Linked DNA regions of Homo sapiens: region 2 is linked to region 1. A link is a loop called in an ENCODE intact Hi-C map of the cell type or tissue named here. Cell type or tissue: B cell. All regions are shown on one strand. Each heading gives the region's core, and the rest is flanking DNA. Links, peaks and the distances in the headings are about the cores only.

Region 1 (15,655 bases), core at 3,777-11,776:
TTTGTGCTTGAGCAGCTTAATGCTCTAGGTGACCATCGAGAATATACATTGGTCCTAAAGAGGCTTACAGGCTTCTAGAAAGACATTACATAGAAATAAGTTATGCCTAGACTGAGAGGATGATGAAATATGCTCCAGGATTTCAGAGAGGGGCAAGTAGGTGTGTTTGAATGGATGAGGAAGGCCTGTGGATGAAGCCGAGGAGGTGCCACCAAACCTAGATGCTTGGGGAAGCTGTTAAGAGTTTTGGAGAAGGGGACAATGAAGCAAAGTTCTCTCCCTTTCTTTTTCACTTCCCCCTCTTCTTTTTCTTCTAGAACTGTGTCTTTTCTTCTTTCTTTCCTGAAGATGCAAAAGCCACAGATGTAAGTGAGAGGGACTAAAGCCAGAGTCATGACTATGAAGTATTGATTTCAGGTGTTTGTTCTCACCTTAAACTCAGACCAAATATAAAAATATGACCTTGGGGGCTTAGAATTGTGCAGTTTTTGTTCTTCAAGAGAAACTATTGGAGAGATCTCAGAGCAAGGCATTGCTTGTATTTCCCTTCAGTGTAGTACTTAGATTTTCATTTTCTTAGATCTAATTATAAAAGAGACTTAGGAGGTGGAAAATAAATTCAATAAGTCTTCAAAGTTTTTCCTTTCTTTATTTTATAAGCTAAGTATCACTGCATTGGGGGTATACTAAGAAGGGTATCAATGACAGAATTGCTAGTTTCCTCAACCTGCCTCAGCTTACCAAATTTAACTCTTTTTGTGAAACTATTACCACATGTAAATATATTTTAAAAATTAGAATTTCTTTGAAGAAACATTTTCCTAGCCAATCAAAAGCAAGAGCTAGTGAGGCTTCAGGATGATTTGGTTTTCAGACTTTTTTTTTCTAATGCCACAATCCTTAGATATGGTGGGAAAGGCACTTCAAAGTGAGTACTCCAGATTTAATTCAAATGCACCCATTTAAGTAGCTCAGAAAATTGCATCATCTAGGGTTCTGGAGTGACAGTGTTTTATATGTTGAAATCTTTTGGAGTGGGATTGAAACAGCAAAATCATTTTATTTCATTAAAATCGGTCTCAGCCTCTTCTTTTTCCTCTCATTCACCGCAGGCCTTTCCATCTAAGAAACAATTCATAGCTGCTTCTTCAGAGGATGTCTAATTTTCCCTCATTCAGAGGGACACATTTGGTACTTTGCCCTGTGTTTTAATTAGTAAGCTTCAGAGAAAGAAAGTCGTCAGAGCCAGGGCCCCCAGTTGTGGAAGTTTCTATATCCGGTAAATTGGATCCATTCCAGGGCAGAATCATTTATCAACAAATGAAACACCAGCCACTTCCCACACGTCCTCTGATTGCATTAAAAAATCACTCCCCTTCCTACCCAAATTGAGTATACTTAGAGTATGGAGCTGACAAACATTCTCTTTCCTTCTCCTCCTCCTCCTCCTCATTCTGTTGAATTGCTGGTTTCTGTAGTCTATTAGGCTTCTTATTAATAGTAATAAAATGTTCATTCATTAACTCTCTCATGCCTGCATACCAGCTATAGTAACTGTCTTTGCCCCCAAGTTATGCAGTCTTTATAAAGTCGTTCAGTAGCAGGGCAATGAGTTGGGAAAACTGATATTGCATCTGTAGCATCAGGTACTATTTAACCAGTGGGAGGGACTGATAAAATTAGCAAGTTGACTAACCACTTCCCTTCCTTGTGGCTCTTTAATATTATAACGGATACAGAAAAGTTCAGAAGGACTGAGCTAGTTTGCGAAACCACAGCACACTTTGGCAAAGAGGGAATGCACAACAAAACGGGTAAGTTTCTTTATTTTAATCTTTTAAGAGAACTGTGAAAAAGATAGTGGGGTAGATGTTTTTAAGTCTGACTCTGCAAATCGTCTTTAATAACTTGTAGGCTGTGGAAAGATAAACTTGTCATGCGGAGGGAAGCAAAAGGTTTTCCAATCAGTAACAGTAGCAACAACAACAACAAAAATTACATTGAGCAAAAAATTCAACTCTGAGAATGCCTTTATTATTTCAGATAGACAAGACTAAAGTATTTTGGGGAGAGGGTTCTTGAATTAGGAAAAATATTGATGAATAAGTTCCTGTACTCTGATTTTTTGAAATTTAGCCCGGAATTGTCAGCAGGGGCATTATCTACTGAAGCTGAATGTCCGCCTAGATCCTGAAACAGCTTAGTCTTCTGTTGTCTTCTTTGTGGTTGAAAATGTTTGTTGCTTTTAACTCCTTGATTATCAAAAATTTCAAACACAAGCAAAAATAGAGTGAATAGTATAGAGATTTCCCATGCATCTATCACATAGCTTCAACAGCTATGACTTCAGAGCCCAGGTTGTGTAATCCACACCTCTGTGGTACACTCCCTCCTTCAATCTAGTTGAATTGCAGCATTTTGAAATATGCCTATTGTGAACATTAAATAAAAGAGGCCTAAAGTTTCCTAAAGGCTCATACCAGCTCAGCAATATAAAGTTTAGAGAAATATTATTACATAAAATTGAATTATGAGTCATAGAAAGCACAAGTGAGTTTCCACTGGTTGTTTTACCAGTGGGAGCAGGAGTAGAGGATAGTAGATATTAAGACTGTAGTCTCTGGAGCCAAACTGTTTGGGGTCAAATTTGGTTCTGTCACAATCCAGTATCCTTAAGAAAATTTCTTAACCTTTCTGTGTCTCAGTTTCCTCACCTAAAAATGAATACAATAGCACTGATCTCCTGAGCATGAGGGATGATGAACCAGTGCATGCCAAGACTCAGAAAATTGCTGGGAACATAGAGTGCTCACTGTTTGTTAGCCCTACAACTGTTGGTCAAAATTATTAGAGTGATGGTAGGGTTGTGATTTGTCCAAGCAGAAAGCCAAAGGTTGTATCTGAGCATATTGGGCTGTCTTCTGACCATTGCTTTTCTCCTGATTATTTTATAATGCCAGGCTAGGAAAAGTCTCCATTGAGATATCTTGCTTGCTTTTGCACCCTGGGAAAACTCCTTGCTCTTGCTTTCCCCCACCAGCTCTGAATTAATTCTCTCTACAAACAAAAGTTATCTGAGGTTGTCTTGCCCACCCTCTCACTTTGAGGATGAGGGAGTAGAGATTGGTCTAAGCTCACAGAGCAAGGAGTAGATCTAATGGAAAAGACCCTGTCATGGGCTTCATGGACTCCTCTAATGTCTGTTTGGAGGGGCGCTGCAGTTGGGTTTAGGCAACACTGTTGGGCCTTAGAGGCTGCCTCATATCTGAGCTCTTATGCATCCATCTCTGATGTAGAGGTCTTCCAGGGCTGCAAGTTGCTCAGATACTTTTTTCATTGCTAATGAGAATGGTGAAATTCTGAGGATGGCAACAAATGGATGGTGAGGACCTTCCCTAAGCTATTTTTTTTCTATACTATAGTAATGGCTGTCATTTATTGAGCATTTACAATGCACCTGGCACTGTGCTATGTGGTTTTCTTATTTAATCCTCCCTATATCCCTATATAATACTTAATATTAATATCTTCATTTTATAGAAAAGGAAACTAAGGTGCAGAGAAGCTAAGCTACTTACCCAGCTCATAAGGGACAGCCAGGATTTTGTTCCAAGTCTGTCTGACTTCTTAGAGCGTTTGTCCACAAGAAATAGGTTTGTTCAAACATGTGCACTCGAAATGCATCCGTGGTTTTGCTCTTAGGCTTCCTGAAGATGAAAGTCGTCAGTATTCCTATAAAGCAAGCTGAATGGAAAACCTTTTCTCTAGTAATAGTTTTCCCACAGTGTATTTTCAGAATGCCTAATTACAAGCTGGAAATTTGTCATAAATTTTGACAAATACAGAGGCGGGTGGGGATGGTGTGGAGTTACCGCTGTAAAAAGTAAATATTGAACTGACAGGTAAAAAAAAAGAAATGCTCTTTTAGTAAATTAACCATGCTTCAGTGGTGGATTTTGTTTTTAAGGCCATTTGTCTCTCTTGAGTTTTTGTAGAGGAGGGTGAAATATATCTAAGTCAGTTTTTGAGAACATGGAGTGCTGTTGTAAAACAAATGATAAACATTGATGCGCTGCAGAAATAAAAATTGGCTGAATCTTCTGGGAGGTGCTGAAGAGAACTGGGACATGCACAGTCAGACATTTTAGAAACCTGGAATTGACTTGAAGTGCTTTATCTTTTACATTACGGGTACAACTGCAAAAATAGAACTGAATGTGTGAATGAAGAGAGAGGTTAATTTCACAACTTTGGAGTTTTTTTTCCCCTCCAATAGAGTAATGGTGTTTTAAATTTTTTTTTTTCTTCACTCAAGGGGACATGGTCTAAAATTTAGAGCTAAAAATGCAAACATCAGACATAAATGATTGACTTGCCTTTTATCAGGCAATCTGATACAATTTGCAATCGTTCATTTTTCCTTCGTTGGCTACAGTACTTTTGTCATCTTGACAGAATCAGCCAAGCTTTACCTATAAAAATATTGGAAGAGATTTGAAATCATATGATCTTTTTGCAGAAAAAGAAAAGGATAAAGGGAATTGCAGCTGCCAGTGTTGGGGGGAGTGAAGTGGGAAGGGTCACTGTTATGTCACATTCTTAGATTCTTTTTTTTTTTTATTATACTTTAAGTTTAAGGGTACATGTGCACAACGTGCAGGTTTGTTATATATGGAACCCATCATTCTCAGCAAACTATCGCAAGGACAAAAAACCAAACACCGCATATTCTCACTGATAGGTGGGAATTGAACAATGAGAACACATGGACACAGGAAGGGGAACATCACACACCGGGCATTCTTAGATTCTTAAACCTTTGAGAAAGCAGAGCAGCTCTTTAGTACTGGCCACTGCAAACCATCTTCCAGAATTGTTCCATCATCTTGGTTTTTTTCTTTTTCTTTTTGTCTCTAATGTCTTCATCTCATAAGAACATATTCACAACCTGTAAAGCATGGTTTAGGGTCGGAAATTTCTGTATTTGTCTGTCATTAGAGACAGATTCAGAGTGCCATTTAGCTTGTCAGTGTCCACTTCTTTGTGCAGTAATGTAATTTCTGGTGGGGTTGGTCACCCACGGGATTACTGCGTACTAGTGCCTTCATGTTTACAGATTGTTTTCTATCCTGATCTTTAACATTTGTCAATGCATTATGTCACTGCTATTATTAAATGTAAACATTTAATAAGTTTTAAAAATCAATAAACATTAGTGCTTGATTTAAATGCTTGATTTAATTATTAACTTAATAATCAATTTAAATTTTAATAATAAAATGTATTAAAAGTCTTGAATAGATAAAGCATTGTTTTCCCTTGAGATGAATTCTGTCTTCATTTGTTCTTTTGTCCATTTATTCACAATTGCTTAGCATCTCCTGCTGGAGATCCAGAAATCAATAATCACAGTTTGTGCCCTCAGAAAATTCACAGGTTTGGGGTGAAAAAGAGTTGTATGAAATAAGTGATGCTATAGTTCACAAAATATATTCTAACTACATTGTACTGTCTACATTGGGAGAGAGGGTGTGTGTGTATGGATAATCCCAGACCCTGGGATTAGAGAATCATGGTTCAAAGCCCATTACCCTCTGGTTTTGGGTATTTAACTAATGTTCTTATTCCGTGGTTTCTTCACCTGTAAAATGATACTGAGCTGCTAGGGGTGTTGTATTAATTTAACATGTGATACATGTTAAGTATTTATATAGCGTATCCTATAGTCTTTGGGGGATCAAGGATAGTTTCTCAAATGAAGTTAACTTTAAACAACCTGAATGGCATAGATGCTTCTAGTCACAGGGAACTGGATATGACAAAATGGAAAATAGTTTTGCCTCTTTGAGAAAGAGAGTAAAGGTCAGCATGGCTGAAACATGTAAAAAGTGGGGAAGTTGCTTAGAGGTACTGGCAGAATCCAGATCGTGCTGGGCCTAGTAGGTCATGTTATGCAGCTGCATGTTGTGCAAGTGCAATCAGAAGTGATTGAAAGGTTTACACGGGGAGTTGCATGACCTGAATAATATTTTTAAACTAGTTGCAGAGTGGAGAATAGATTCGTGAAGAGCAAGAGTAGACACATGGAAATAGGTTAGAAAACTATTTCAATAGCTTAGTCCAAAAATGATGGCCACTTGGATTAAACAGTGTCAGGGGTGTAGGGGCAGTGGACAGAGTGAGAAATACTGTATAATTAATAGGACTTGGTAAACAATTGGATGTCATTGGGGAGCATCAATTATGATCCTATGGTGTTTAGCAACTGGGTCTAGTGAGACGTCTTGTGTGAAGATGGGCAAATTGGAAAAAGCAGGCTTGGACTTCTCAATTTACATGCTTTTGAAACATTCAAGGGAAGATGTCAAGTAGGCATAAGATGTCATGTAGATGTTAACTGAAGCCATGGAAATAGATGTGATCACTCAGAGAGATGGGATGAAGTGAGAAAAGCTGAGGGCCCAGTACTTAACCACTGGAAATTCCAAAATTTAGAAGACAGAGGAGAAGCAGCCAGTAAAGGAGGTGGATAAGTCATGGTCAGAGAAAAGGGAAAACAAGAAAGTTGTAGTTTTTAAGGAAAACAAAAGAAAATAGCATATTCAGGAGAAAGGAGTGATTATCCATGTCAAATGCTAAGGAGCTAATAAATAATCAAAAAATACCATGGAATTGGTATCATGGAGCTCATTGACATAAAGTAAACAGGCAGAAAATATAATTTCTTTAAAATTGCATTGCATTTTAACATACTGACTAATCAGTTTTACTGTTGACTAATTGAATAAATATATGAAGACAATAAAAGAGACATATTATTTTCCCAAGTGGCAGTATATTTAGAAATTATCTTACTTCTATCTTTACATAACTGTATGGTATACAAGGAAGCAGTAATAAACTATGCTGGTCTAAACTTACTTCCTTGGAAGTGCAAAAGTACTTGAAATCAGCACTTTCTTCTTGTGTATTCCCAATATCAAGATTACCAGGTACCATTGCTGAGGGAACCATTTGCGTAGACCAGTAGTTCTCAACCGGGGGCAGTTTGGTACCCCAGAGCACATTTGGCAATGTCTAGAGATATTTTTGATTATTACAGCTGGCAGCAGGTAATGTAGGGGGCAGCATCTAGGGGGAAGAGGCCAGGGATGCTGCTGAATATCCTATAATGCACCAGACAACCCCCCACAACAAAGAATTATTTGGCCCCAAATGTCAATGGCTGAGAAACCTTGACATAGACTAATGCAGACCTGCTCAGTGCCTTGGCAATAGTAGATCTTCACTAGAATTTTTCTGCAGGAGAGTGGGAGATCCTTTACTGCCTTTTTTTCATGGTCTACCAGTAGGTTTGTGTAGTAAGTGATCTTTGAATTTGGTTTTTATCTTGAAACTTCTTTGTAAAAAACAACGTGAATAAATAAAAGTATTGTGTACTCACGTGAATTACCTCTGCAGAATTTTCAATAGAATTTATTTATGTGGTTAAAAATAGAGGACAGTGCTCCACCCAGTGCATGTTAGACTTCTTACAGCAGAACTGGCTTCCTTATGCAAAGTTAGTTCCTATGCTGAAGTGCATTTTAGAGAAGTTTCAGTATTAAAACATACTTTAAACATTTAATAGATTAATTTTCTTTAAACCTGTAAAGATCTACGTCTTTAAAAATAATAAATTTTATTTTCTCTTGATTATAACATAATTCATATAGCTCATATTTGTGTGTGTGTGTGTGTGTGTAACTATAATAAACTCTTAGATACCTATAACTAACGCAGGATATGGAATTTAACCATTATCAATAAAACCTCCTTTGTGAATTCCCCTCTTGGCCAAGGAGAAACACAATTCTAAATATTTTGTTTCTTGTTTCCTTGTGTTAAAATTCTACTACATATGTATGTATCCCCAAACGAAGTATGAAATTAGTTTTTAAAATGTCTATGCCTGTAGGATGGATTGGAAAGGAGAGCCATGGAAAAAATAAAACAAACTCAATGGCTATTTGAGAAATGCAGACACATGGCTTTGAGGCTTGGCACCAAGCGCGGGGGCAGTGGCACCATTAGAAAGAAGTAGACATTTCTGTGACTGTCTGCCTCTGTGGAGAAAGGGGGAGCCTAAGGTCAAGATGACAGTGGTTTAAACACAGTGTTAGAATGGAGGTTTTATGAACAGAATCACAGAAGGAGGCAGGGGACAAGAAGCACACAGGCTGAGACAGACTTTGTATGCGGTGCCTTCTTTCAGGAAGATTGAAGTGCCATGTTTATTGTCTAGACTTGTACTTGCCATGGAAGCAGGACATCTGAGAGCTTGCTCTGTCTGGGCAATTCAAGATAGAGACTTAGAGACGTCATTGTTGAGCAGTAGAGCTGGAGGTGAAGATTTGAGAAACTTCCGTGTAGGTACGAGTTGAAGCCACATGAAAGGAAGAAACCTGGGGACAAAAAGCTTAGGGAATGCCCATAGCTAATGGTGGTATTTAAAACACATTATAAGCTTTTGCTGTGGCTTTTGCTTATTTTTATTTAAAAACTTTTTTATTTAAAAAACTTTTAATTAAAAACTGTTTTATGTCCACGTATAGGCTTCCTCGGGCTGTCTTTACAATATATGTTATGGTAGGGGATTATTAGGCTGGCACAAAAGTAATTGTGGTTTTTGCCATTAAACGGAGTGGACCAAAGAATTTTGCACCAATTCTTTGGTCCATGTGTCTGCATTTCTCAGATAGCTGTTGAGTTTGTTTTATTTTTCTGACTGCTCTCCTTGCCAATCCATCCTACAGGCATAGACATTTAAAAACTCAAATTTCATACCTTGTTTGGGGATACATAAATACATAGTGGAATTTTAACAACATGTTAAATGTTTGAATGCTACAATAACATTCTAAACTAGGTTAGATTCTTGTGACAGTAAATAGGATGTTATGGTTTGGCTTGGAATTCTTGTAAGACTTGGCACAGTTTTTAGTCCTGATCCAAAGGAGTTTAGTCATCAGAAGAACCACCAGTGGCACAGTAAATGTCAGTGCTAGGTAAAAATGTGACATCAACAAAGTTTGTTTCTAGGGCTGCCATTCTCCTTTTTGTTAGTTTCTTTGGTCCTACATTTCTTCATCTTCACAATAAGAAGTTGGTCTGGATAATGTGTCAAATCATTGCAAAAATGTTCTATGCTTTTTAGCCTTAATGACGTTCCATCCTGCCTAAGGCCTGTGCCTGGGGGATTTCACTCTGCCCTTTCTTCTCTCACAGGCCATTTAAATGTTACAGCTCTAAATTCGTTTTTCTCAGAGTCCTGCTACTTACTAATGCTAATGTGTCAAGTCTGTATTATTTCCAGTAATTCACAATACACTATGATTGGCCTAATATATTCACTCCCAGATGGCTTCTTCACTGGGGGTTTCACTGCCTGAACCTAAAGTGGTGCTCAATGGTAGCATGGCAGAGGTAAGCTAAACAGGGTGATATTGTTATTATTTATTTTCACAAGTACTTTTCTGATCCATATTTATCTAACCTTTATAAACATAACATTAGAAATGTAAGACCTACATTTTTATGTTTTTTTTTTTTTTTTTTATTATACTTTAAGTTTTAGGGTACATGTGCACATTGTGCAGGTTAGTTACATATGTGTACATGTGCCATGCTGGTGCGCTACACCCAGTAACTCGTCATCTAGCATTAGGTATATCTTCCAATGCTATCCCTCCCCGCTCCCCACCCCACCACAGTCCCCAGAGTGTGATATTCCCCTTCCTGTGTCCATGTGATCTCATTGTTCAATTCCCACCTATGAGTGAGAATATGCGGTGTTTGGTTTTTTGTTCTTATGATAGTTTACTGAGAATGATGATTTCCAATTTCATCCATGTCCCTACAAAGGACATGAACTCATCAATTCTTACTTGAGATAATTTTCAAAAGTTTTTACTTTCCAGTCAATGAACTTTCTTTGTTTAGCTTGTATTTGAATTGACTGTTCTTAAGTCAATTTTTATGTGACAGTGTTGCTACATAGGACACTCTTAGTCATATAGCTATAGCTGTGAGTTGGTTTAAATATCCCATATAAAAAGTTATAAAAACAAATAGTAAAGCTGTTATTATGAATTTACCTATAGGAAAACTGAAATTTTATTAAAAGTTTCATATCAGCATTTTGTGATTTTGTAACAACACCGTGAACGAAAACCCAGTAAGTAGGAGGGAAAGTGTTCTGTATTTATAGTTAGGATTGTATCTGTTAGATTCAAAATGATGAGTTAGATTTTAAACTTATTTTGGAGCCCAACTATTCTTGAGTTTCCAAATGAATAAAGATATTTATATAATAAAAATTCAGTTTATTGTTGAAAAATGAATTAAGATGACAGTAAATAACCTCAGGTGTAGGACTCTGCATTGTAAAGTGGTACATTTAATGTTTATGCAAGAGTAAGATTTTTTTAAAAATTTATTTTAAAAAGTGATTAGCACCTTGGCTGTACAACTCTTAAGATTTTTTTTTTTTTTTTTGCAACACTGCATAAAATTTGAAGTATTTTTTGCTTCAAAATTTGACCTACTTAGAAAAGTTCTGATAATTCCAACGTAATATATTCCTTGTTTTGTAAGCGCCTTTGGGTAATGTATTGGAGAGACAAGTAATCTCATCAAGAAGCGTAATGGACCCTATCACATTTCAAGATATATTTTTTTTCCTAGCACTTCTGCTTCAAATTTAGTCTGTGTTTAATGATACCACACTTTACTGGCGAGGGTACTTTTCCAGCAGTTTAACTCTCTTTGCATACAAATGGTGTTTTGGGTCTGGCTGCCATTACTGATCTTTTCCTTGAAATGAGGTGACATAATTTGATTTTTTACAGTCAGGAAAAAAAGGTTTAGTTCACCTTGAGAGGTTAGAGAAAGAAAGGTTATCATTGAATGAAATGCATGGCTTGATGCCATTTGTAAAACAGGTTGGTGCTGGCTCAAGAAGGCAGGAACAAATTCTAACTTGGTTGAAAAGTATGATTGGCGGAGGGGTAAAGGAAAATCTCCAGAATTAGTCATTCAGGGGCTCTGCAATGTAGATCTGAAGCAGTGCGGAGAAAAGGCTACCAATCCACCTTCATCTTAGCAAGCAAGCACTGTTCCTCTTCTTGATTCCAGGGAGCTACGTATTTTAGTCAAAGATGTTAAATTTTGAAGGCTTCTCAAGAGACTGTCATGACAAGCAAGATATTCTTTATTATCTCCTTTTGTTAATGAAGCAGTTGAGGTCCTAAGAGACATTAAGTGACTTTCCCAGGAACTCAGATACCACCACCCTAAAATTCAGGTCTTCCTCCCCTTACAGCAGCCTCTCTCTAGATCAAGCTTGTCCAACCTGTGGCCTGCGGGCCATGTGCAGCCCAGGGTGGCTTTGAATGCAGCCCAACACAAATTTGTAAACTTTCCTAAAACATTATGAGATTTTTTTGCAAATTTTTTTTTTTTTTTTAGCTCATCGGCTATCATTAGTGTTAGTGCATTTTATGTGTGGCCCAAGACAGTTCTTCCAGTCCGTGGCCCAGAGAAGCCAAAAGATTGGACGCTCCTGCTCTAGATATACTGACTTTTCCAAGGAATGACAGGGGTTAAGATCCGTTTTTAATTGGTTCCACTCCTGGTGGAAGGCTTTCTTCTATACATGTCAGGTTTTCTTTGACTTATCAATACCTTCATGAAGAAACAATGAAGTGAAGGACATTTTAAAAGCAGGTTGTATAAGCCACTAAAAAATTTTGAATAATGCCTAGTCTCTGCATATAAGTAAAAAAAAAAAGCAGTTTAACAATATGTTAATTATATGTAGACATTATTTTTATCACAATAAAATTAAGACATACTACAAGAACAGATTGACTTAGTTTTTCAGTTTGCAATTATCTTCCCAGTTAAATATAAGTAAAGATCTTAATAAATGTAACATTAAAGTTCTTGAACTATATACCACACACCATTCCACATAAACAGACCGGTTATATTAAAACTAGCAAAGCCGTATTTTGTCTGTGCTTGCTAGAAAATAAATTTTGCATATATTCTAGAAGACAAAGATGATTTTGTATATGTAATTGACAAAAAATACTTCTAGGAAAAATATAATTATTGTATTAAAGGTTATGAAATGGCAGTTGAAACCCCTAAAGTCATGGATTCTAGTTAATACAGTATAATAAGGGAGAGCTCACACTATTCCTCATGAATCATGCTGAGAAAACTCCTGTCAAATAAAGAATTATTAAGTTGAGTTAAAGAAATTAATTTGTTTCTTCAAAACTGAAGTTAAGAAATGCAAACATTTTTTTCTCTGGATGAAAACACTGTTTTTTTTTCCCGCAATGCAATTTTATAAATAAAAGGTTTATTGCAAATGTATTTTGATGACCTTATTATACTCATTTTGTGTGAAATTATTTAAAAAATAATATTCCCTCAAGTTAAATTGCTCAATTGAAACTTCTCGCTTCTCAATATAAGCATCAGAATAATACTTTAAGGTCATAATATCAGAAGCTATTGACTAAGTGATTTAAAGATAGAATGTCTGTATTCTCAGATGGAGCAAATTAATTTAAATATGGTAGTTGAAGTTGCATTTTATGATAGAGCAGGACATTGTTGTCGTGTTTTTTAACCTTAACCTGAAAATAATTAGAGGAAAAAGCAATCTAGATACATTATAGATTTTTTTTTATTGCATAAAGTGATTTAATCCTCTGTTTTATTCCAGAGACTTATTTAGGTTTCATTTACTGTCCCACTGGGATAGTAGATAGCATAATACTTTCTTTCTTATTACTATCTAAGTATTTAAATGCAGAAATGGAGATGAAAACTTTGACTCCTACTGCATTTGAATGTATGAATTTACATATATAAAAATGTACAATAAGCATGTGTATAGAAAAAATCAGTTATATTTTTTGTAGCTCTTGCTACAGAGACCAAGAGATCAAAATAAATCTGCCCTCAAATGAGAAGTGCCAGCTTCTTCGCTTCCCATTTCTCCCACCAGACACTCATGTTTAATAATGAGAATGAATGAATGATGCAGTGGATAAAGGTCTGTCTTGTTAATTAGATGTTCTCAGATAATGAAGTCTTAATACACCTGTGTTTTCTATATTCCCTCTAAATCACCATAGAATTCAAGAAAATGGATCTTGTATAAATCTTCAGATCTATTTATTTTTGTGCATATGCATTTGACCAAGTAATTTATTTAAATGATTTAAATGTTCAATGACTCTACTGCTTTTGAAGTCATATGTGTGGTTCTTAAAAATTTAAAATACTCAGGTGTTAAGAACAGCAGCCTTACCATCAGTTGGTGATTTCCTTAAGTGAAAATTGAAGAGTTTAAGGGTGCAAGTCATACAGCAATTAAGTAGAAAATGTACATGTGATTAATAATAATTCCAGTCTACTTGTTTGTTTGCACTCTTGGGTCAGTGCTAGTAATCTTACACACTTAATTGACACTTGTGACATATGCCCATATGCTTAGTTCTCTAATTGTGGTTCTGAAGGGGACTTACTTGGCATATGTAGTTTATATGCATCATCTCAGTCAGAAAATGGGAAGGAATCCAGATGATGATACGAAGTATGCAATGTTATCCTTTGGTGAAGACATTGTTATTGTGTATGGTGTGGCTGGATATGAGGGTTGAGGTGTCAAAGAAGGGCGTTAGTCTTGGAGCCAGGAAGATCTGGATTTTTACATAAGCATATTATTAGCTACCTCAGTGATATTTGCAAACTAACTTTACCTTTCCAAGTCTCAGTTTCTTCATCCATAATGCCTTCTTTGTGAGGTGGTAGTAAACTAAAAGGAAAAAATTTATGTAAAGTTTGAACCTACTTTCTAGAAGACGTGAACAAATTGACTTTGCCTTCATTTGTTTCAGTTTCTTCATCTAAATGTCTAGTCTGTAAGGCAGTAGGAATTGTATGATGAAGTCATTCTGTAAAGCTAGAAACAAACCTTCTAGAAGGCATAGACAGTGTCTAGTCTATAGTACAGTGTTTGGGGCCTAGGGAGTGCTCAGTAGTCATTTGAGTGACTTTAGGCACTTAGGATACTGACAGATATTAAACAAATATTATTTCTGTGATCTTCTTTTTCCAGAGTTCTTTAACTGGTTGAATTACTAGTTAACAATAGTTAATCATCTCAGTTAAGTAACTTTTTCCTTCAGGTCTTATTTTGTACATATATAATATATAATATAAAGTGTTGTTTGTCAATTGTTTTTTTTTATGACTTTTCCTAAAAACATGATTTTACTGGATGCAGTAGCATAAAGAAGCCATTAAAATATTGATAGTTTTTCATAGAAAGGGTAGAACACCAGTTAATATAAAGATTAAGTGTATAGTAAATTCACCCCACCTGTATTATGGTCAAGTCACTAGCATAAAGCTATTAAGTTTTCAGAGATGGCAAATGGGTAGTTATGGAATAAGACTCTTTTTTTTTTGAGACGGAGTCTTGCTCTGTCGCCCAGGCAGGAGTTTAGTGGCGCGATCTCGGCTCACTGCAAGCTCCGCCTCCCGGGTTCCTGCCTCAGCCTTCCGAGTGGCTGGGACTACAGGCACCCACCGCCACGCCCAGCCAATTTGTGTGTGTGTGTGTGTGTGTGTGTGTGTGTGTGTGTGTGTGTGTGTGTTTTTAGTAGAGATGGGGTTTCACCGTGTTAGCCAGGATGGTCTCGATATCCTGACCTTGTGATCTGCCCACCTCGGGCTCCCAAAGTGCTGGGATTAAAGGCTTGAACCACCGCGCCCGGCCGGAATGAGACTCTTACATTTACGTTGAAAAGCATAGGTGCTGGAGTCCATGGTAAGATTATTAGCTGACTACCAAATTTCATTCCTTCTTTTTCCATGGAAACAGTGCCTAAGCACGTGGCTGGCCAGCTAGGCACTATGACTTCCAGTTCCCATTTGAGATAGGTGTGGCCATGTGGCTGAGTTCTTATGAATAGAATGTGAGTGATTTGGCAATTTGTGTCACTTCTGGATCTGTGCTTTAAGATGTTAGTTAGGCTCCATGTTCCTTCCCCGTTCTGCTGGCTGGAACCTCACATGGTTTTGGTCCAGTGTCAACCTTCTGCTGTAGCAGTGTTCTAGAAATGTCAGGGCAGCAAGGTGGAAAGAACCTTGGTTGCTGAGGTCCTGCCAACCTGAAGTGTTACACAAGAAAGAAACTTCTCTGTTGTTTACAACACTGTATTAATTGGTTTCTTTGTTACAGCAGCTTAGTATAAACCCTGCTTGATAGAGAGTCCCATAGAATTTCGTTGACCTGGGCTCTGCCCAGCATTAGCAAAGTGTTTTGAATCTCCAAGCCCCAGGTTCCTCCTGTGTTACATGGTACTATTGTGAGATTATACTATATAAGAGTTTAAAAGTTCAGCATTTAAATATACCAGGGACTGTACTAAGTGCCTTCTATACACTGTCATTTAATGTTCATGACTAAGTTATGAACTAGAAATTATCTGGATTTTATGGATGGGAGCTTTGAGGAATGATGAGTGTAAATTACTTTCCCAAAGGTTTAGAGCTGGTACTGATAGAGCCAGGTTTTTAAAAAGCT
Region 2 (15,655 bases), core at 3,941-11,940, 230 kb before region 1:
ATATTTATTAATATTTCTCTGGATCCCTCCTTGGAACATCACCTTGGGTTGCATATGTCCCTCAATTAAAAGATACAACTTCTCTCAAGGTGGCCCTTTCCTCTACAGGACCCTCTTGCTGGATTCCAGTGACTGCATCCTTACCTTGAGGTTATTTAGGCCTCAATGTAATAACAGCTCCATTACTACTAATCTGGGGGAACTGCACTATTCTACTTTTTAAGTCATGTAAAATTCACGCTTTGTAGTATGAAGTTCTATTGGATTTGACAAATCCATAAAGTCATGTATCCATCACCACAATTATGACACAAAACTGTTCTATCATACCCCCAAATTCCCTAATGCTGTCTCTTTGTAGTCAAGCCTTCACCTTCCTCCAGCATCTGACAATCACTGATAGGTTTTCTGATCCTAGAGTTTTACATTTCAAATCATAACAAATGGAAGCATACACTGTGTAGACTTTGGGGTCTGGCTTTGTTTACTTAGCAAAGGTACTTCAGATTCATTTGTGTTGTTATGTGAATCAGCAGTTCTTTCTTCTTTATTGCTGAGTAACATTCCATTATATAGAGATGTCAGAGTATGTTTATTAATTCATTGGTTTAAGGACATTTGGGTTGTATCCAATTTGGGGTGATTATAAGCTGCCAAAAACAGTTAAGAGCTGCTATAAACACTTGTGTACAAGTTTTTGTGTGAGTAAAAGTATTCATTTCTCTTGAATAAATACCTAGGATTTTTAAAAATTAATTTTTAACTCAAGATGGATTAAAGATTTAAATATAAAACACAAAACTATGAAAACCCTAGAAGAAAATCTAGGCAATACCATTCAGGACATAGGGATGGGCAAATATTTCATGACAAAAAGGTCAAAAGCAATTGCAATAAAAACAAAAATTGACAAATGGTGTCTAATTAAACTAAAGAGCTTCTGCACAGCAAAAGAAACTGTCATCAGAGTGAACAGACAACCTACAGAATAAGAGAAAATTTTTGCAATCTATCCATCTCACAAAGGTCTAATGGATAGAATCTACAAGGAACTTAAACACGTTTATGAGAAAAAAACCAAACAACTCCATTAAAAAGTGGGCAAAGGACATGAACAGATACTTCTCAAAAGAAGACATACATGTAGCCAACAATCATATGAAAAAAAGCTCAACATCAGTGATCATTAGAGAAATGCAAATCAAGACAATAATGAAATATATCACACCAGTCAGAATGGCCATTATTAAAAAGGCAAGAAACAACAGATACTATCAAGCTGTAGAGAAATAGGAACACTTTTACACTGTTGGTGGCAATGTAAATTAGTTCAACCATTGTGGAAGATAGTGTGGAGATTCCTCAAAGACCTAGAACCAGAAATACCATTTGATCCAGCAATCCCATTACTGCATATATACCCAAAAGAATATAAATCATTCTGTTATAAAGATACATGCATGTGTATGTTCATTGCAGCACTATTCACAATAGCAAAGACATGGAATCCACCCAAATGCCCATCAATGATAGACCGGATAAAGAAAATGTGGTACATATACATAATGGAATACTATGAAGCCATAAAAAGGAATGGGATCATGTCCTTTGCAGGGACATGGATGGAGCTGGAAGCTGTTACTCTCAGCAAACTAATACAGGAACAGAAAACCAAACACTGCACGTTGTCATTTATTAGTGGGAGCTGAACAATGAGAACACATGGACACAGGGAGGGGAAAAAACACACACTGGGGCCTGTCAGGGATGGGGCCAGGGGGAGGGAGTGCATCAGGAAAAATAACTAATGCATGCAGGGCTTAATGACTAGGTGATGGGTTGATAGGTGCAGCAAACCACCATGGCACAAGTTTACCTATGTAACAAACCTGCACATCCTGCACATGTATCCAGAATGTAAAATAAAATGCTTTTAAAAATTAATTTTATAATGTTCATTGATTTTATACAATTTTCTGGGTCCTGTGTAGAAGACGGTTGCAGCCTGGACAAGTGTGTTCCTGATCGTTGTCAATGAATTAGCCAAGATGAGGAGGAGATTAGCATAACTGGGAGATTAGCATAGCTAAAGAATTGAAGGCTAAGGCAAACTGGTTCATGCACCAAGAATGAAGGAGGCAGAACAAAATAAGCAGTCAGCAGCTAAGAAGCAGCAAGGGAATGCAGGAAAGGTTGGATAGTGAGGTGTAGAGCAGGCAAAATTGGAGATTCAGGCATCCTACTTGCTGTCTCCTTCTACCTTCAGCTTTAAAAACAGGTCCCAAACCCACACAGCCCCAGAGTGAACACTCAATAACCTGAGGATTAGCTCCTTTCTCAGCCTTGAACTAATTACCCATAACTCACCACACTTTGACTGGGTCATTTTATACTCTCCTTGTATCAGCTGCTATTTTGCTCTGCTCTTCTAGCATGGGTCTATCTCCATGTTCGGTTTCCGGGGCAACAACTGACTGTTCCCTTCTTTGTGTTACCACTTGACTGAGTGTGCAGACACTTCTTCCAGCTCAGATTGGGCCCAGCCTGCTTCCATGAGCCTTGGTGACATTACTGGCTTGAATGGAGGGCAGATGTGTACCTTCACAAAGTACACGAAGAAACTAAACACTGAGACGTTGAGTGAGTTACATATACACATCACATTCATAACAACAATGGCAGTAAAAGTTGGCACTAACATTTATAGAGCATTTACTTTGTACCAGGCATAGTACCAAGAGCTTTCCAGGCCAGCAATCATGTAATCTTTGCAAAAACCTATAAAGTATTTACAACTCTTATGCCCCCATTTTACAGATGAAAAAATTAAGGCAGGGAGATCATGACATGCTTATTGAGCTAGTAAGAGAAGGAAGCAGAATATGAACCCAAGGATGGAGATCTAGAGCTCTTAAACACCTATACTATGCTGTTGACCAAAAATTTTAAGTAGAAGATTTAGGAGTAAAACTTCTGACTCCTAGTCTATTGCTTTTCTTGGATGATAAGTCCTAAGTATGTGCCATGTCCAGATCAATATACTCACTGGGGATACAAAATATGCAAATTGCATGGTCTTCATCTTGGGAAAATTTATAATACTACCAAATAAGTACACAAAATATTTTTATTTGGAGAATGAATTAAATAAGACAGGACCAGTTCACAGGTGGCTTTGATTGTACAGCTGTGTAGTCTATAGTTATAACATAGTTGGTTTCAGTTACCTCACATATAATGATAAAGCATATGGTCATTAACTCTAAATTTATGATTTTTTTTTCTCTTCTTCCTTCTCTCCCTCTTTCCTTTTTCCTTCCTTCCTTCCTTCCCTCTTTCCTCCTTTCTTTCTTTCTTTCTCTTTCCTTCTTTCTTCTTTCTTTCTTTCATTTTGCCATTCTCCCACTGCCTACAGAGCACTTGTATGTATTTCTATATAAGTTAGTTACAAGAATGTTTTAAAATTTGTTACAAGTATTTTAAAAAGCATTCAATTTATATTTAGCATTAAAAACCCCAACTAAATTTTTGATGTCTTGATATGATATTTGAAAATAATTACAATTTTTCCTCTTTTAAAGAAGACACCATAACTGGGTCTGAAGGAAAAGTTGACTTAGATGTATTTTACTGACTTGCTTTTAGTAAATAGATAAAAATTATTTCTAAATAGCATAACAGTGAGCCATGTTTAAGTGAGTGTTCTTAAATGCTTAAAGGTACTTGAAAGTAGTGGCCTAAAATAGTTGAAAGAGTTTTCATAAAATTTTGTGAAAGTGTTCATCTACTTAACAAAGACTTTCTTGGCTGGGTGCAGTGGCTCACACCTGTAATCCTAGCACTTTGGGAGGCCAAGGCTGGTGGATCATCTGAGGTCAGGAGTTCAAGACCAGCCTAGCCAACATGGCGAAACCCCTTCTCTACTAAAAAAAAAAAAAAAAAAAAAAAAAATCAGCCGGGTGTGGTGGTGGGCACCTATAATCCCAGCTACTCAGGAGGCTGAGGCAGGAGAATAGCTTGGAGGGCGGAGGTTGCAGTGAGCTGAGATTACGCCACTTCACTCCAGCCTGGGTGAAAGAGCAAAACTCTGTCTAAAAAGGAAAAAACAAAACAAAACAACCCAACAATAACAAAAAGCAAAAACAAAGACTTTCTTTAGAGATAGCATAAACATTAGTCTGGCCTTCTTTATCACAAATTCAGCTTTAGTGGAGTGTGAATTCACGAGATATTGTTGTCTTTCCAATGTTCCCCATTCCAACTGGAAAAACTAAAAAGATTAAGGAAGGCATTGTCTAGTTCAGGGGAGGGATAGCATTAGGAGAAATACCTAATGTAGATGACGGGTTGATGGGTGCAGCAAATGACCATGGCACGAGTATACCTATGTAACAAACCTGCACGTTCTGCACATGTACCCCAGAACTTAAAGTATACTAAAAAAATTTTTAAAAAATGCATCACAGTATCTTGTATGAGCAGTGGACAGTCACTAAGTGTTCCCAATTGATGGGGATGGAAGGATAGATGGGTCCCAGGAGTGTATTTACCAATGCAGACAGTCCCTTCTGGGGGATGAAATCACAGAAAATGGAAGCCACTTGCACAAAAGAAGAGATAGAAAAACAAAGATTTGGTTTGTAACATCATATATTTTTTCTAGTTGTTTTAGAATTTCCATTTTCAGGTGAATTTCTTACTGTGTGAATTTATGAAAGGCAAATTGCAACTTCCAGTGTTTTTCTTTCAAGCCATCCACTTATTTTTCCACTCTACCTTCCCCAGATGATTGCATTTTGTTAGAAACGTTATATGCAACTTTGTGTTTTCCACAAGGAATGAACTGAAAGAGAGGGGTTGGGATTTGGGGTTTTGTATCATAAGCATCTCTTGTATTGCCTCCTGCATATACTCACAGTAAAATTATGCTCAGCAGGTAATCTGCCTCATAACAGCAAACCTGAGCAGACTGGATTTAAAAAAATACTAGAAAGTGAAATCGCCAAATGAAACTCTCCTATTTGTAAAGCATCAATGAAAAGATACGTAGATTGAAACATGATAAAATTCTCAAAAGAAAAATCAAGATGAAGGCATTAACATTCTCAAACATTCCTAGTGTAAAATTAATTTGTTAAATTCATTATTAAGTTAATTTTATTGCATGCCTACTATGTGCCAAGCATGATTCTAGGCACTTAGGGATACAATACTGAACAGGATAAAAATCTCTGTCTTTGTTGAGTTTGCCTCTAGTGGGAATGGAGTGAAGACATATAGTATTCCAATAAATAAGTAAAAAATGCAGTACATCGGTGGAGATTGGTACCATAGAAATAAGCAGGGAAGGGAATAAGGAGTGACAGAATGGGGGGTGCTGGTTTGTAAATTTAAATATGTGACTTGTGAGTAAATACTAATGTTTTAAAAGGGATGTGTTTGCATATATTTGGGAGAAGGGCATTCCTGCAAAAGAAGCAGCAGGCGCAAATGGTCTGGGAAGCAGTGTGTCTGGCATGTTCAAGGGACAGTCAGACCCGTGGAAAATGAAAGACAGCTATAAGACATGAGCGCAGAGAAGTCAGTGGGGCAATTGATCATCTAGGGATTTTGTAGGCCATTGCTAAGTCTGTGGCTTTTATTTGTGTTGGCTTCTGTGTTGAGAATAAGCTGTGGAGTAAGCTTGGAAGCAGAGAGACCAGTTAAGAGGATGTTGCAACGATCCAGGTAATGATGGTTAGAGAGTGAATGGTGGAGGTGGAGAGATGTGGTCAGATTCTGGATATTTCGTGAAGGTAAAGCTAATAAGATTTGCTAATGGATTGGATATCACTTGTGAGAGAAAGAGAGCAGTCAAACATGAATCCAAATTATTGGCATGAGTAGATGGAAGCTTAGAGTTAATTATTAACTGAGGGAAATAATTGTTAAGTGGAACTTTATTGCAGATGGAAAATTAGATGCCAGGTTTGGGCATCTCAGCAGACTTGTCTGGTAGCAGACACAGAACGTGGAATGAAGGGAGAGATCTAGGCTAGGATATACATTTGGAAGTCATCCACGTATATATGGTATTTAAAGTGATAAGATTGGTGTACTCACCAGATCAAATTCTCAGTTCTAATACAGTTGTATTTTCTCATGGTGATGGTGCAAATAGATTGATTTTTAGGTGTTTTGACATACTTGAAGTTGGTCTAATGATAATGTAAAACACAGGCATTTTCTCTATTTTCAGCTTCCAGTTTTACCATCACCTTGGCTATAAATACATTTGTTGCCAAGTGCAGCTGGTTACCAGTGAGCAGTCTAAGCCCTCTAACCTTAAGGCCACTAGAAGACAGTACTCACACTTGTTGCAGCTCAAAATAAAACAAAATGAAGCAGAACAGAAAATATTCAACTCCATAATGTATTGGTGAATAATGAAGAATGCATTGCAGATTTTGTGGTTTGAGAGATGAGAAAGTTGACATTGCATACTACACAGATAAAATGTAATAAAAATTTCCTTCTTTGTTCTTCCCCCACCAAAGTTCCTCTTGGGCCACCAGCAGTCACCTCCATTCTCTTCCCCGGATCCCCTACTATCTCAAAGAAACTTCCTTACCACCCAAACGATTCATTTCTAGTTTCAGGTTTGCTTACCCTCCACCTTTCCCTGTATTTAACCGAATCTACTTTTCTCACAAAGCAGTTTAGCAACTTCTACTCTAATTCATTTGTCTTTTAAGCAGCCAATCATCCATGTCAACACACTTCTCATCCAAGTGTCTGCCAAACAAAGCAGGTCTCTTTAAAAGAGTATATGTGCATATGTGTGTTTAAGAGACGGAAAAAGAGAAACAGAAAGAGGGAGAGAGACAGAGACTGGGTATTGGAGAGGGGACTTTCCAAATCAATACACATTTTTTCTCACGTCTGGATAAAGACTACAACATTGGATAAAAAGGTATTATTTTTATTTGGTCATAATTTCCATACAGAGGAATATAAAATGCCAAGAAAAGTTTGATATCTTCACAATCTTTATACTCATTTTTACCATTCAATTTCTTATTCATGTTAATATAATTATTTTCAAACTCTCTTCCCCTGCCATATAAATCTGTATCACTGGATAACTGAATATAATCTGTATTTTTTAAATTTTAACACTTTTCCATATACCAGTATTCTCCACTTTCGTGGATGCTGTACTCTGCTGTCCAAATCTTCCATTCAGAACTGAGGGTCTTCTTCTCTCAGCTGATGGGATGAAATGTCATCTGTGGAAGGGAGTCTTTTTGTCCAAATTCATGCCCCCTTCTATGGCCAGCCTGCATCTAATTGGTTGAACTAAGGATAAAAGTGGCTCAGCTCCCTCACTCCAACTCAGGACATCTGGAAGGACTGTCCCAGCTTCAGAGCTCCCCATGGGGTCAGCTGAGGCCTTGTTGTGACTTCACCAAAAGCTCATCTTCTCTCTCTGCCTCAATCCCTCTCTTTGTGGCTGGTCATTTCTGGGAACTCTGCAATACTGCCTTTTCCCAGCAGGAGGCTCTGTACAGCTCTCTATGATAGGTAGGCATCATTCCCTTTCTGTCCTAAGCCTTTATTCTCCTACAATATCACCCACACCAAGCTACAAGGATATATCAGACTTACTGAAGCATTGCAGGCAACAGAAGTTATTACAACCAAATGTGATTGAACACATAGTGTAAAGGGCAGAAGCACAAAATGGTAAACCTCTCATTGGGGGACCCTCATGAACACATCCTGGGTCTTTATTATTACGTCATTTGTTTGTGTGTATGTTTTGTTTTGTTTGAGACAGAGTCTCTCGTCACCTAGGCCGGAGAGCAGGGGCGTGATCTTGGCTCACTGCAGTCTCGACCTCCCCTGGCTCAAGCTATCCTCCCACCTCAGACTCCCGAGTAGCTGGGACTATAGGCACATACCACCACACCTGGCTAATTTTTGTTTTTTGTATTTTGTTTTTTTTATTTTTATTTTTTTGTAAAGATGGGTTTCACCATGTTGTCCAGGCTGGTCTCAAACTCCCGGGCAATCAGCCCATCTTAGTCTCCCAAAGTGCTGAGATTACAGGTGTAAGCCACCATGCCCAGCCTTTATTATGTTCTTTATGTTCAAATTCTGCCCTCTTAAGCATCTCATTTTTCAAATATCCAGAATGAACCTTTTTCTTCTCTTTTAAGAGAATGCTATCCTCAAACTACAAGATTTCTAGGATCATACTCATTCCATGCCAGGGCATATTAATCAAATTCCTAAAGTCTGGGCATCAACTGGACAGTGCCAAGTGGGGTCTGACACTTCAAGTCAGCTCACCATGTGGTCTTGTTACCAATGTAATGGGCATATATGTCTCATCACTTTCCCTAGCCATTCAGCGATCCACTATTATGTCATCTCCTAAAGGCGAATGAAAATTCCCAGAGCCAGTATATATAACTCAGCACTGTCTGATACCATAGCTACTAGCTGCATGTGGCTACTGAGAACTTGAAATGTGAAACATTGTCCAGGGTTTCCTTCCATTATTTCAACTCTTGCCCCTTTGCGATTCCACTTTTACAGGTACCCGTTACTTCTGACTCATGAGTTGTGGGTTGACTAACTTCTGATTTTAGCTTTCTCTTGGCTTCTAAGTCAGTTACGTTCATCCGTTTTGTTTTCCAGCCTCTAAAATTGTGCTGTTCTCATCTTCTTTCTCACTCTTTATATTTTCATGGATTTATGCTTTTAAAAATCTTCACTGTCATTTTAATGGGGTTTTAGGGGAAGCTAAGATAAGTACATGTTCAATCCACTACATTTAACTCAAAGTTTTAAATAGAGTACCCTCAAACAGTTAAACTTTTCCATTATAGACACTAAGTTTATAATAAAATTGAAGAAAAGTCATAATGATGAAATATAGGAATTAGTCTTCAAAAGTATTCTGTTTTAGCTTAATATTTTGGCTACTATTGAGGTTAAATCAATTTGAAATAGGAGAAAAGAGGATTTGCTATAATTCCATATGAAATATATTAAAATAGCATTTCAATATAAGGATTTGTGAAGATAGCCTATCAGTTGTCCTATAATTCTCTACTCCTTTCTGAGGAAATAGCTGCTTCATCCCTTTAAAACTTCTAAGTGAGAAAAACAAGCAGAAAAGAATATTTTCCCCAGTAAGCTTTTCTCAGAAAACATAATTTATGTCTCCTGTGCCCTATATTTTTTACTTCAGTCTTTGTGAGGCTATAAAGTAACATATTTTTAAAATTATGGATGCATTTCATATTTAAAGATGACAAAATATGCCTTTCTTACCAGTCAGCCAAAGAGTTAGGGAAAGTAGCACTTCATTTTTGAGTATTAAACGGAAAGGTCTGAACAAACCCCGGGGCAGTGGAGAGAAGAGGATACATATTTAAGAAATATATTACCAATCTAAAATGATTTTTAAAGCACTAAAGTATGCAACTGTTATGAAGTAAGTAAAACCCTGTAAAATATAGCTGCTGAAATATGTTTTTCAAGGGTTTTCAACTGACACTAGAACATTCTCGCTCAAGAACAAAAGATCAAAATCTCTTTAAAAAGAGTAGGAAGATGCTATTGATGGTACTGGGGATTTACAATATTCTGGATTCAACTAGAGAAAGTCATTTTCTTTAAAGCATAAAAATAAATGCATCCATAAGAGGTAAAATACAGACATTACCTTAAAAATACAAATAAATACCAAGGTTGGAGGTATAATATGGAAATACAGTCCCAAACTGAGAGAATTAATTTAAACTTTTCCTTACTGAGTTAGGAGATTAGTCCTCATTCATTGAATCATCTGAATTTTGCCGATTACTTTTGAACTCATTAAAGATCACTTTTGTTTATGATTTTGATCTATTTTTTCCGAACAAGCTCATTTTTTTTTGTTGTTTAGTAGATTTGATAAGAACCACCATGCTAATAAAATAACCTTATGGGCACATTTTTTTCCTCTTTATATGTAGTGGATATCCTCAAATCTGAAATTTTCTGTTTTTCCAATTCTTCTAATGCCTAATTATGGTCTCAGATCATCTATTCTAAAATTGCCTGATTGGGAGTATTGACACTCTCTTTTGAAGACTGATAGAATTATTGATTCTTCAACCATGGCCCCTAATAACACACTATAATGGAAAGAATGCTTTTCTGTGACAAGTACTTCAAAAACAAATTCCTTTTTGGTCCACAATTTACCTATTTTAAGTGAAGGATCCATCTCCTTGCAATGCTCTACCTGTCATATTGATACTACTATTATTGTATTAGATATATGCATTGAAGATACACATGTTCATAATTAAGTTGAAACAGACACACACACACACACACACACACACACACACACACACAAAGTGATTCTTCCCTGGCCAGTGAGACTAAAGCTTGGATAAATACAAGCATGTCCTAGATACCTTTAATGCAGTTAGGTGGGAAAATCCAGCATTCTCGGGAAACCTTGGAATTTTAAGCTTTAGTGAGCTGCCTGGTGTGCCTTAAAACAGGTATCCAATCTCATTCTAGTGATGATGATAGAGCAACATGGTAGCCCCAGTCAGAATATTTTGCGGTTGACTGACTTAAAGACTTATTCTTATTACAGGTGGTTTTAGCCTATATAATAGTCCAGGCAGAAAAACAGATAGCACAATCAAAGGTGTAATCAAAGGTGTAAAAAGGGCTTCAGTGACAACGTATAGAGGTGTAGGCAAGGTTTAAAATAGTCAACAAGTAATAAAGTACCTAGGAACTGGGTACTTCTGGTATTCTTGCAGCAATAGCAGCAAGTCCTTAGTATCCCTAGGTCTGAAGAGTTGAGAAGTGAGGGCAATTTAACAAACCCTGTAAGAGCCATAGCTCTGGAAACTTCAAGCTGAAGAGGCATGCAGTCACTACCAAGCTGTGGCCCAGCAGACAAAGCTGGGAGTGGTGGTACTAAATAATATGTGACCTCTCTTTCTGAGCCTCACATTGGCCAAACCCAACCAGGTGCCCAAAGGCAAGGAAGCCAGGTGATGCAGTCTGCAGAGGTCAGCCATCTGGGCTGACTGAGAAGAGAATGAATGAAATAATTCTCTTTAAACTGCAAAATGTGACCCAATTACCATGAAACTGAAACTACATTGAAATTAAACTGAAAATGTGACCCGTTTACTGATTACTGATTACACAAAGCTACAAATGATGAAGAGCTGAGCATAAATGAACAGTTAAGATTGGAATCTAAAATGAATTGACACATTTAATAATGTGCTCAGTCAATATTGTGTTCATTTCTTTATCCATTCAGACATCTACTTGTCTTTTCAAGGTAAGTGGTTTACTGTAGAATGTGATTTATATTCAAAGTCTAACTTAATTTTTAATTTTTAAAAACTTTCTCCTTTGTTAGTATATCAGAGGGCCAGGATTAGAACCAAGGAATAATAGGACTGAAAGAAATATGCAGCATTTTATTTAATAAGTTTATGGATAACTGAGTTCCACTTGCATACCTGAACAATTTTATGTTGAATAGCTTGAGAAAGAAGCAGCAGCAGCAACTGGGCCTGTTAGGACAAATGAGAAAGAGGACTGGGTTGATTTGGGTGAGCAGGAAAAGAGTAGACTCGAGCAGCTGGAAATGCTGGTAGCAGCTCACATATTAGTGTGTCCACACTTGTCCCTAGCAACGATTCTATAGCTACAGCAGTAAGCTTATCCTGCTTAAGGTGACAAAATTAACGGCAATGTATTTGCACTAGAATATAATCAATATCATATTGTTTCTATTTTGATGGATGTGAGTGAAAATGGGGGAAAAGTAAAGTTTTGGGTTTGGAAAATAAACTGATTGATTAATCCCATGTACCTTTCATGTAATTGTATCAGTTTGGGCTTGATTCTACATCCTCCTGCCTACTTCTCTTAACTCATTCGGGAGTGAACAAAGGAAGGAATTGCCTAAGCACCAGTGTGAAAGCCAAAGCATAGAGTCCGACACACCTGGAGTCTAATCTTGGTTCACGTCTTACCAGTTCTGTGAACTTAGGCAAGTTACTTAATCCCTCTAAGCCTCAGTTACCTCATGTTGATTATTGTACATTTCTCACAGGGTTATTATTTGGGTTGATTGAGATAATGCAAATAGAGAGAAACATATGATACTTATGAACTCTCATTAAATGTTAGCTGTGGTGATGATGATGATCACAACACCAATGACCATGTTTAGGATGGTTCTGATTGTTATTTTCGCTGGGAGCAATATCCACTAAATTTTAGATTTGATAAAATGGCATTATTTGAGAATGTCACAAGTATGTATTATAAATAAAACTATTACTAAATTAAGATTTAAGATAACATTTTAATATAGACACCTGTAAGTAAAGAAACATTCAGTATGAGTTTAGTTTTGACCACAAATTCTTCCTAACCAGGGATCCCTGAAAGGCCGGGGATCCACATCTTGGTTAATTTTTTCAGTCCTCTTGGGTCTTAGTCTTTGGTCTTTTTCAATAAATATCTGTTTGACAGTATCCTTATTGGCCTTCTTGGCCTCATTTCCCTGGAATGCCTCTTTCTGTGCTATTATGGATGTTGCAAGGTAGGTCTGGATTGCTTTTGCAAATAATCAAGTTTACTGAATATTTGTATTACCAAGATTTGCTGACTTAGTGCTCAAGTCTTATGAGCTTCCTTTGTTTTGCTCATATTTCTGAATATTGCATCTTTTGCCTTCTGCATTCAATAAACTGTGCAGTAGACCCTTGTGTTGCTACTTCGGTATAATTTGTTAGGAGCTGGGCCCCAAAGTCAGACTGTCTGTGTCTGAATTAGGCTTCATTATTCATTCATTAGCTGTGAGATTTAACTAGTCAACTTTATTCTGTCTTAATTTCCTCTTCTTTAACAGTGACAATTATCAGTACCCAAATCGTAGGGTTGTAAAAATTAAATGAGATCATCTATGTGCTAGCACCTAGTCTAGTGCCTTGTATATAGGAAATCCTTAATAAATATTACAATACGTTCAATACTACTTGAACTTCCTCCCCATGAGACGATTATACTTCTTTCCACTGAAGTTAGGCATGGCCAAATGATTTGCTTTTGCTAATGAAATATGAGCAGAGCAGATGTATGTAATTCTCATTTGGAAGCTTTTAGAGCCAGTGCACCCATCCACCATAGCTTTGTTTCCTCGATTATGAGAATGCACTTTCAGGATAGCTATGTTCTATGTGCCTAGGCCTTGGAATAGAGACATTGTAGAAGAGACTGATAGCGGACCTGCCAAGGACCAATTTCATGAACATAAAATAAACCTTTAAAGTGTGTGTGGGGGGGTGTTCGTAATTTTGCATAACTTTTAAAAAGCAAATACATTCCTCATGCCATCAGAATTCATTGTCAGACTATTACTTGTTCACTGTCTATCTGCAGGTCTTTGCTTATGTTTACTTTTTAATGACAGAAATATCTGTAAAGACATGTTTTTACTTTCATAGCAAATTTGCCCACTTGGCCAGTAAAAGACTTCTGAGCAAGATTGCAGTGAGCCGAGATGTGCCACTGCACTCCAGCCTGGTGACAGAGTGAGACTCCATCTCAAAAAAAAACCTCTGAGCAATGCTACCCTTAAGTCAAGTCCATGGTATCCTCTGCTCTGTTCCACCATTGTCTTATTTCTTGATACTCTGTTCAGAGTAACATGGTAATTGTGTGAATGTAGCTGTACAATCTTAGTATTTTATCTTTTAAAAATTACCTGCTGACCGAGACCATTTAAAAGCTGTTTATTGGAGTTCTTTAGCGTAGAATAAATAAAGCTTACATATTTTACACAAATCCACATTACAATGAATTATTTTTTTTAAAAGACAATGACATGATGAGAATTTACTTAACGCTTTCTTTTTTTTTTGAGATGGAGTTTCGCTCTTGTCGCCGAGGCTGGAGTGCAATGGTGCGATCTCGGCTCATTGCAACCTCTGCCTCCCAGGTTCAAGCAATTATCCTGCCTCAGCTACCCAAGTAGCTGGGATTACAGGCATGCGCCACCATGCCCAGCTAATTTTTTTGTATTTTCAGTACAGACGAGGTTTCACCATGTTGGCCAGGCTGGTTCAAACTCCCAACCTCGGGTGATCCGCCCACCTTGGCCTCCCAAAGTTCTGGGATTATAGGCGTGAGCCACCATGCCCGGCCTACTTAATGCCTTCTAAATGTTCCTGAATTACATGAAAATAAAAATTCGGAATTTATAAATAACTAGTAGAGCTTGTTACATAATAAAGTCTAGAGATTAAAATTTAAAAAATAAACTCTAAGAAAAATTTCTGTTTTCCAATTATATTTAACAGAACATGACTGAAGATTTTAATGATCAAAACTATTGTAAAACAAATATTTTTTAACTGCTCTCAAAATTAATCTTTTTTTCTAAGCTTGAATTTTCTTAAGACTATTTTGTGGATGTATCCTGTCTTCTCAGACAGCTCCAAGGAGTTACAGATGAGACTGTACTCCTGAATAGGCAGTTACAATTATCCTTAGTAAAGGAAGGTTCATTCCAGTATTCTTAATGTTCAGAAATAATACTCCAAAGTTAACAGCAGAAGGTTTAGAATGGGGGCAGCAGCAAAAGAGGGTTATAATGTAAAACTGTCTTTTCATATTAATCAAAACCATACCAATATATTGAGACATCTTTGCTATGTATTTGGAATTTTGGCTCAGAAGATGGAAATAAGTTAGAGTATGGGGCGCGCGCTTTTCTTTCCTTCTCTCTTTTTAAAACTGTTTTTTAAAAGTACTTACACAGAAAAGGCATAATGGACAGGGGTTACACTGGGAGGAGGATGCTAACACAGAAGCTGTGTGATAAATCAGAGTGGGCTCTTGGTTCCGGAATAACTAATTCTGGACTGGGCAAGTCAGCTAGAATTTGTGGATCTCAGCTTCCTCATTTGTAAAACCTAGATGGGTTAGATATGGTCACTGAAATCATGTAAATGAACGTCTGAAACTCTATGAAATTCTGTAACAAAGCACATTCTTCAAAAATCGTTGGATAACAAAATTTTCCTATTACAGTCAATACAACATTTTTTAGGAAACTTAACTTTAAGGACTATGGAAGATATTATAAGTTGATTCACTCATCCATTCTAACCCTCTTTCCCTTATCTTTCTCTAGTATGGGGGCTGGGAAAATACATAATAAATAAATAATTAAGAAACAATTCTCTTTTCCAGTCTTCCTTGCAGACAGCATTGATGATGTGTCATAGTTGTGGCCAGTGAGAACTAGGCAGAAGTATGTTGAACTTCTGGGAAAGCCCTTGTTTTCCTGATGCGTGTACTATCCCTTTTATATTTTCCTCTTGTCTTTTCTTACTGTCTAGGAATTAGTTTGATGGCTGAACCTGTAATCGCCATTTAATTAAGAAAAGGCCACAAAACCATCAGAGAAATGCAAATCAAAACCACAATGAGATACCATCTCACACCAGTTAGAATGGCAATCATTAAAAAGTCAGGAAACAACAGGTGCTGGAGAGGATGTGGAGAAATAGGAACACTTTTACACTGTTGGTGGGACTGTAAACTAGTTCAACCATTG

The links. Hi-C counts contacts between places; a loop is a spot of excess contacts. Peaks named below come from ENCODE experiments on the same cell type or tissue, not always from the same donor. Only the 100,000 strongest peaks of a DNase experiment are listed, where the experiment ranks them.
Region 2: it touches region 1 in a loop (2.4-fold over the local background); 8 of 110 quality-filtered maps call a loop at or near these places.

The regions. Positions count from the first base shown.
Region 1 is chr7:18,288,702-18,304,356 of GRCh38, forward strand. It overlaps a transcript of HDAC9 not described here. Among named protein-coding and RNA genes, the nearest start is that of MIR1302-6, 170 kb to the left of the region's middle. In B cell, for the core only: a CTCF peak has its summit at 7,554; a DNase peak (open chromatin) is centred at 7,500; H3K4me3 peaks cover 4,039 bases; H3K27ac peaks cover 4,559 bases.
Region 2 is chr7:18,056,911-18,072,565 of GRCh38, forward strand. No RefSeq gene overlaps it. Among named protein-coding and RNA genes, the nearest start is that of PRPS1L1, 37 kb to the left of the region's middle. In B cell, for the core only: CTCF peaks have their summits at 7,539 (motif pointing right) and 7,739; a DNase peak (open chromatin) is centred at 7,531.